Linked DNA regions of Homo sapiens: region 1 is linked to region 2. Evidence: chromatin contacts called from ENCODE Hi-C or POLR2A ChIA-PET data. All regions are on one chromosome and are shown on one strand. The core of a region is the stretch at or near the end of the contact, and the rest is flanking DNA. Distances in the headings are between cores, read along the strand shown. Region 1 overlaps PSD4 (pleckstrin and Sec7 domain containing 4). Region 2 holds the start of LINC02966 (long intergenic non-protein coding RNA 2966).

Region 1 (3,956 bases), core at 1,003-3,502, 130 kb before region 2:
AATGTGCAAGCACAGATTGAATAGGCTGGGGCGACCAGGATGGGAACTAGCATTGGCTGTGAAGCCGCCGGGGCCCTAGGGCTGCCTTTTGTCCAAGGAGCTTAGAATGGATCTTACCACACAAGACCAGGGTGGAGAGGTAGGGGGAAAAGAGGGCAGGTGGTGCTCAGAGTGGGGTACACAGGGAAGGGCACCCCAAAGCTGGGCTCTGCGCCCTTGAGCCCCTCTAGATGGGTATGCAAGGTCAAGATCATCCTGCAGGGACTAGAAAGCTGTCTGGGAGGAGCTGTGTTTGTGCCTGGGTGTTTGCCACTACTTGGGGTAGTGGGTGTGTGTTTGGAGTTGGAGAGAAGATGATATGTATGAATATCTATATTTGGATGTGAGTGGTTCTATGGTTTTGTTTCCAGCGGGCATTGCCTGTGTGTGGAGAGACTCTATATGTTTGTTTACGATTGTATGTGTTTTCTTGTGTTGGCATGTTCTGCATTTGTGTGCATCCTGGTGAGAGACTGGAGGTGGTGTGAGGGACAGGGGGCATATGCACACTTGCGTGTGTCTGAGTGTGTCTGGATGCTGGTGCCCCCACCTACAACATTTGTGTTCTGTTCCTGGAACAGCGCCATGGGGCAAGCGTGGCTGGAAGATGTTCCACACCTTACTGCGAGGGATGGTTCTCTACTTCCTGAAGGTAGGAAAGGAGCCAACACCCCTGTCAGAATGGGAGACTGAGAGAGGCCCAGAACAGTCTGGAGGGTGGGCAGCTGATGATAACCTCTTCTCTGAGCCCCTGTGACTGGTAGCAGGGAGAAGACCACTGTCTGGAGGGGGAGAGCTTGGTGGGGCAGATGGTGGATGAGCCCGTGGGGGTGCACCACTCGCTGGCCACCCCCGCCACGCATTACACCAAGAAGCCGCACGTCTTCCAGCTGCGCACGGCTGACTGGCGCCTCTACCTCTTCCAGGCACCGTAAGTCCCTGGGGTGGGAGACTGTGGCAAGGCCTTGCCCTGCCCTAGTTCTCTCTCCCCTGACCCTGCTGACACCTGAGGCTTGTGGGCCCCAGGGGGTCCTGGTGGGAATGGCCGTATGATCAGAAATTCTTAGAAAGCGGCAGCAGGAAGAGGAGCTGGGGACCAGGGATGAAGCCCAGGCATCGCCTACTTCCTCCCCATCCTTGGCCAACTTTGCCAGCACAGTATGCCTTTTCCTTGTCAGTGGGATAAAGCCTCCCAGTTCAGAACACAGGATTCCGGGAAGTTGCTAATGATTGACCATATCTGGCATTTGTTATGAAATCTGTCACCTTCTCAGATTGTCCTCTTTATTTTTTATTGTTTATTTTTGAGACAGAGTCTCGCTCTGTCGTCCTGGCTGGAGTGCAGTGACTCTCACCTCGGCTCACTGCAACCGCCGCCTCCCGGGTTCAAGCGATTCTCATGCCTGAGCCTCCCGAGTAGCTGGGATTAAAGGCGGGCGCCACCGCGCCTGGCTAATTTGTGTATTTTTAGTAGAGACGGGGTTTCACCCTGTTGACCAGGCTGGTCTCGAACTCCTGACCTCAGGTGATCCGCCTGCCAAGGCGTTGCCACCGCACCGGGCCTCCAAATTTTCCTCTTTATTGATAAGAAATGCCACGGTCAGAGGTCGGGTGCCCGGCTAGTGGCAGGGCTGTAACTATGGGAGGCTGAGTTCTGAGCAGCTGGCCAGCTGTGCAAGCAGCCACAGGAGGGGGCGGGAGGAGGGTGACAGGACGGACTCTGTGTCCCCGGGGACCAACGACCTCCTTTGCCCCAGCACTGCCAAGGAGATGAGCTCCTGGATCGCGCGCATCAACTTGGCTGCGGCCACGCACTCCGCGCCGCCCTTCCCCGCCGCTGTGGGCTCCCAGCGCAGATTCGTGCGGCCCATCCTGCCCGTGGGCCCCGCCCAGAGCTCCCTGGTACGGCCTCCGGGAAGGGGTGGGGTCCGGCGGAACTGGGAATGTGCACCTGGAGCCCCAGGACTAACTCGGGGAGGCTGGAGGCGGGCTGCGCACTTGGCCTGGGAACCGAGGCGGCCAGGGGGGCGGCGCGCCCGGGCCCGGAAAGCGGCGGAGGGGACGCCCGGGACAGCGCCCCTCACCGCCCGCTGCTCGCAGGAGGAGCAGCATCGATCCCACGAGAACTGCCTGGACGCTGCCGCGGACGACCTGCTGGATCTACAGAGGAACCTGCCGGAGCGGCGGGGCCGTGGCCGCGAGCTGGAGGAGCACCGCCTGCGGAAGGAGTACCTGGAGTACGAGGTGAGCGGCCGAGCCCACCTCCCCGCCGCTGCGCAGCGCCCTCTCCGCCCTCTCGTGGCCGCCTCGGTCCCTGCAGCCGTCACTGCCCTGACCGCGCCGGGGCGGGGAGAGGCGCTTGCGTGCGGGCGGGGCCCGCGTGCGCCGTCTGCAAAGGGGCGGGGGCTCCCACATGGACACCCGCGTGCACGGGCGTGCACAAAGAGTGTGTGTCCCCACGCACTTAGGCCTGTCGCCTCTCGTCCTGGGGGCACATAGCAGCTGCTTGTCTGGAAACACCCATAGCAGATGTTATTTTACAGTTTTCTTTTCTCCTAAGAGTATATTTGGCTTTTCCCAAGTTGAAGGGAAAACTGTATTTCAGCTCAACTGTTCCTTCTAATACCTACCAAATATTAATAGGTAGTATGGATGGAGCTTGTCTTCCTTGCATGGATTGTCTCATTCAATTAACAGCTCTGGGTAGGTCCTGTTATCCTCATTTTACAGATGAGGAAACTGAGGCACAGAGAAATTAAACTACTCTTCCAAATCTGGTAAATTTACATGCTGCTCTAAATGCCCCGTTTATGGTCTTAACTAAGAAATGACCGTGTTTTTTTGTTTTTGTTTTTGTTTTTGAGACAAAGTCTCGCTCTGTCGCCCAGGCTGGAGTGCAGTGGCTCGATCTCAGCTCCCTGCAACCTCCGCCTCCCAGGTTCAAGCGATTCTCCTGCCTCAGCCTCCCGAGTAGCTGGGATTACAGGTGTGAGCCACCACACCTGGATAAGTTTTGTATTTTTAGTAGAGACAGGGGTTCACCATGTTGGCAAAGCTGGACTTGAACTCCTGGCCTCAAGTGGTCTGCCTGCCTCAGCCTTCCAAAGTGCTGGGATTACAGGTGTGATCCACTGCCCCGGCCAGTAATGACTTTGTTGACTCTACAGCCCATGTTGAAATGTTTTATCCCTTAGTCTCCCCCAACCCTCACCCATCCACCCACACTCCCCAATTCTGCTTTGGTGTGACGTCAGTTCATCTGGGATCCTAACACTGGGTGCCTGCTTCAGGGATCCTGGGTGCCTGCTTAGGGTGAGGGCCCACTGGGCAGGAAGGGTAGGTGAATGCAATGTGAAAATAGAGGGAATCAGAGGCCACCCAGAGGCAGAGACCAGGAAGTGGGAGTCAACATCGCCTCCTGCCTGTCCCCGCTGTGCCCGCATGCAGCCCTCTGCCTGTCTTTCAAGGTCCCAGGCTATCCCTTGGCTTGTTGGTTGTATCCATGGCTGTGAACTCCCCACTTCTCAGAGGCCTCAGGGTGTGGCTGTGAGGACCCAACCTCTTCCTCCCACTGACCAGCTGGGACCTTTAACAAGTCACCAGCCCTCCCTTCCGCAATGATTTGTCCCCTCCCAGGGCTGGCATGAGGATCCAATGGGATGGAGGGTGAGGAAGCACTTTGTAAACTGGAAACCATATCCCAAGGATGCTAGCTGCAGGGGCCTCAGGAGTACAGTGTTAAGTAGATGAGGGTAGTTAGCATCATGCTCCACAGATGCCAATTGTTAAAATGCTATTTAGACCCAATTAGGGCTGTACAGATGTGAGCTGTTTGTGTGTAGGGCTGCAAAGATCTCAGGCATAGTGGGTGACACATCTTTTAGTGCCTCAAAGATGGAACATGGCATAGAGATGTT
Region 2 (4,032 bases), core at 1,450-3,949:
GAGATAACAACAGTAGCCATTTATTGGGTATTTAATATGTCCCTAGTGCTACATATACATTATCTACCTGATAAGAAAGGAATGTTACATATACATTATCTACCTGATAAGACAGGTATTATTATTATCCTACTTTATAGATGGGGAAACTGAGGCTTAGAGAGGTAAAATGATTGTTCAAAGTTAACACTGTTAGTAAGTGGTAGAGCTAAAAATTGGAGACTTGATTTTTTACTCTTGCTAGAGCTCTTAGCCATTGCTTTATTCTGTCTCCCATAAGTAGATTCACTCGTGAGGCTTTATTTGGATTTTGAATGGCGACATATCATGGTTCTTCATGAAGCAAAGGTGGACAGGCATGTGTAGTGCTCAGGGTACATTGTGCCGGGAGAGCAAGAACCTTGGGAAGGAGAGCTGGGGATTTGCCATCAGAAGAAAGTGAAGAATAGGAGGCTTTCTCATTTGTAAAGCACTTTCACAGCTTTTGCCTTAATCCATTCTCGTGACAGCCTTGGGAGTTAGGCATGGATTTTTTTTAAAATCCCCATTTTCCAGTTGAGAAACCTGAGTCCTGGAGAGGTGAAAAGAATTGCCCAGGGTCATCTAGCTGGTACATGGCAGGAGAGCGGAACCTGGTTCTCTTTTCCCTGGGCTCTGCTGCTTGTCAGGGTTGGACATGAGATCCCCAGAGAAAGCCCACATTGCTGGAGGGTTAGAGGGGAGGGGGGGCAGAGCAGGTATGGCTGGGGTCCTAAGAGCTGAGGTGAGAGAAGTTCTGAGGCATGTGACCTCATCTTCAAAGTCCCAAGCAGGGCAGGGGGCTGGGGCTGAGGGTCTGAGAGCGGCATAGCCTGAAGTCCAGAGCTAGAGGACAATGCCAATGGCAAGGAGCCCAGAAATGAATGGGCCACCTCGAATGGAGTGCTCTGTGGGGTGCCCTCTCCAGAATCTAGGGGGTAAGGAGAAGGTCCAGCAGGAATCATGGGTTTGGGTCTCTGCCATTCCTAACTCCCTGGTGCCTCAGGCATCGACGGGCAGGATGCCTGGAGGCCATGGGCTGCAGCGGAAGGAACACATGCTTTGGAGACAGATTGCTCTGGATTCAACCCCTGGTTTGATCACTTCCTGCCTGTGATTTTGTGTCTCAGTTGCCCTTTCCATAAAATGGAATAACAGCTTTTTTTTAGTCATAAGTTGTGAATAAGTGAATGCATATTCACAATATCAAATGACTTATTCATTTCATGAGCTCAACATGTGCCAGCACTGTGCCAGGATAGTTCTGTGGGCCATGCAGACAAGGTCCCTGTCCTCATGCAGTTTACTTTGGTGCCCAGCACAACATAGGCCCCTAAAAGCACCACTTCATTCCTCCCATCTGTAAAGTTACCTGATTTCTGTCCTGCAGTGCCTGGCTCCATGCCAGTAATCAGGAAGGAGAAAGGGGTGAATCAGAGAAGCAGAACCTCAAACTTTGTTCTGAGCCCACAGTTTCTGAGCTAAGCAGGAGCCAGAGGTCAGCAGGGTGAGGCTGGGGGCTGGGGACCAAAGAGGAGGGTTGGCACGTCATATTCCTCCTTATCTGACTGCCCTTGCACCAGAGCCCAGAGAGTTTGACAATGATGATCTCAGTAGTGTTCAAAGCTTCCCGAGGGAGGCCAACAGCAAAGCAGAAAGCACTGGAGTGTGCTTGTGTTGACAGCTGCCGGATCAGAGGGCCTGGCTTGGGATCACAGGCTGCGGGGGTGGTGAAGCAGTGTGCAGATTCTGAAGCCTGGCACCCCCACCCGGGGCCCCAGGAGCCAGGTTCACCCACACAGAAACTCAAGGGAGGCTGCGTTTCCTAATCAACAGCCTGCACCGTGTGGTAGATGCTTTTCCTGTGGGTCATCTCTTTAAATTCTCCCAAGCCTGAAAAGAGAGATTATTGTTCCCATTTTCGAGATCAGAAAACTGAGGCTCAGAAGAGTGAAGTAGCCTGCTTAAGAACGCATGTCTTCATCATAATAGTTGGTATGCAGGTTTCCCTCCCTGTCTCCATCACACACACACACACACACACACACACACACACACACACACACACACACTGCAATGACTGTCTCTCTAGGCCGGCTAACAGTGGACCAAGATGAGCCCATCCTTGCCTGCATCCTGCATCAGTCCACCGGGAGCAGGCAGCAGGGATAAGGATGGGGAGGACGTGGTCAAGGAGTCGGACTACAGGCACCCCTGTGGCTCAGGGCATAGAGGGGGCTCAGGACACATGGAGCACCCCCTCGCCCACATTCCTTTTCCGGGTCTGCCTCTCTACCAGACATCTCTCCTTCCTCCTTTTTTGCATCCTCTTTGGATTCATTTTCTCCTCTCCTTTTATTTCCCCTTCTCTGCTTCCTGATTCACCCCTTGCTGTCTTTTCCAGTCTTTTCCGTTCCTCTCTTCAGTCTCTCCCTCTCCCTTTGCTTCCTTTCTCTGGACTCCCCTGGCTCCTTCTCCCTTTCTCATCCTCCCTCGTGTTTTCCTCTCTTTGTCTCTTCGATCTCCTTCCCTCCTTTTCCGTTTGTCTCTCCCTGGCCTGCGCCCCTCCCCGCCGCTCGCAGCCTCCCGCGCGCTCCTCCCTCGGCGCCGCCAACCCTCCCTCCGCCCCCTCGGCCCCGCCCTCCCCTCGCCAGTCTCCCCCTCCCCTCTCCGCTCTCGCTCTCCGTGATTTATTACTTGCCCTGCTGCTTCTGACAAACTATTTGTAGGAAAATGAGATTTGGTCCGCGCTGGATGGCTCCTCTGGGAGGCAGGCGTGGGGGTCGGGTGTCGGAGGCCCCGTGCGCCCCCCCACCCCCCACCAGAGCCCACGGCGCTCACGGAGCTCTTTAAGATAAATGAGCAAAATTAAGAGACTCACTGGGGGAAGAAAACACTGGATGGGAGCGAGCGAGAGCGGATGGTACTTGGTTTCCTCCCAGAAATGCATCCACGTGCGCCCCACTGGGGCCTCCCCCATCTGCTGCAGACTCCAGGGAACTTCCTCCCCTCAAAGACGAACTTCCAGCCCTGGAGCATGTTTCTTCCTTTCCTGGGATGTGGCGCTGAAAAGGGCAGAAACCTCTAGTAAGGCACAAGCAACAGATTGGGGGTGGAGCAGCAGGTCTCTTTGGAGGTGGCCTGGAAGAAACCGGACAGAGAGGATGGGAAGGGGAGAAACAGAAGAGTGTGACGAGGTGGGTGTCCAAGGGCAATGGGACAGGCAGTCCGGGTGGGAGAGTGGACCTGAGGAAGTAGCTGCAGGCCCAGACTACTTCAGCCACACCCTGATCCCCTGGGACCCTCAGGGCACAGGAGGCAGTGCTGGCTCCAACCTCAGTCCAAGGAGCTGTGGAAGCCTCAGAGGTCCTTGGCAGAGATGAGCCCTCAATTCTCACCTCAAAGGCAGCGATTGAAGTTTTCTCTTGTTTGGGTGGCAGAACTATAAGTTGTCAGAGGGCAGGTAGTGGGTCTTTGGTTTTTCTGCAGTGCCACAGGGCTAGCTTACCTTAGAGGCCATAAGTATTATTTGTTGAGATGCATGAATACAAGAATGTCTTATAAGCTCTAGGCTCAATTTTCAACTCCCACAGATGTGCAATGAAAACAATTTTCCAGACTACTTTTTTTCCCTCTTATTTTGAAAGCAATACACTTATTTTTTCCATCAAACATTAAGACAACAGAGATAAGCAACATAGAAGAAAATAATAATCACCTGTTATTCTACTACGAACAATTTGGAATTTATCTTAAGTCTCAAAATATATATGTATTAAAACACAAGGTCATATTGTAAACATTGTTTTGACCTGCTTTATTTCATTCGATGTTAAATTGTAAATACCTTTTTTTTTTTTTTTTTTTTTTTTTGAGATGGAGTCTCGCTCTGTCGCCCAGGCTGGAGTGCAGTGGCGCGATCTCGGTTCACTGCAGGCTCCGCCTCCCGGGTTCACGCCATTCTACTGCCTCAGCCTCCTGAGTAGCTGGGACTACAGGGGCCCGCCATCTCGC

What was found. A loop is a pair of places that touch in the nucleus more often than their neighbours do. ChIA-PET counts read pairs that join two places held with the same protein, here RNA polymerase II (POLR2A). Pooled maps may share reads with other maps.
Region 1: a map of mammary epithelial cell shows a loop between it and region 2 (4-fold over the local background). The contact joins the enhancer-like site here to the promoter of LINC02966 in region 2. A Hi-C loop is called at or near these places in 1 of 168 maps with a recorded cell type or tissue (mammary epithelial cell) and 4 of 50 pooled maps. POLR2A ChIA-PET finds 5 or more read pairs at or near these places in 1 of 52 experiments (MCF 10A).

Annotation. Positions count from the first base shown.
Region 1 is chr2:113,196,944-113,200,899 of GRCh38, forward strand. It overlaps PSD4 (pleckstrin and Sec7 domain containing 4), which reads left to right. Exons shown (of 17, transcript NM_012455.3): 13 at 621-691; 14 at 804-970; 15 at 1,797-1,941; 16 at 2,140-2,283. Among named protein-coding and RNA genes, the nearest start is that of PSD4, 25 kb to the left of the region's middle. RefSeq lists a silencer at 2,246-2,535. Within about 2 kb of position 2,253, at least 24 of the 41 ENCODE cell types and tissues checked have a DNase peak (open chromatin) inside an H3K27ac peak, as active enhancers do; they include mammary epithelial cell, where a contact is called at or near this core.
Region 2 is chr2:113,322,339-113,326,370 of GRCh38, forward strand. It overlaps LINC02966 (long intergenic non-protein coding RNA 2966), which reads left to right and starts at 2,700. Exons shown (of 4, transcript NR_183358.1): 1 at 2,700-3,215. LOC105373567 (a long non-coding RNA gene) reads right to left here and starts at 2,981. Exons shown (of 3, transcript XR_923223.4): 1 at 2,900-2,981.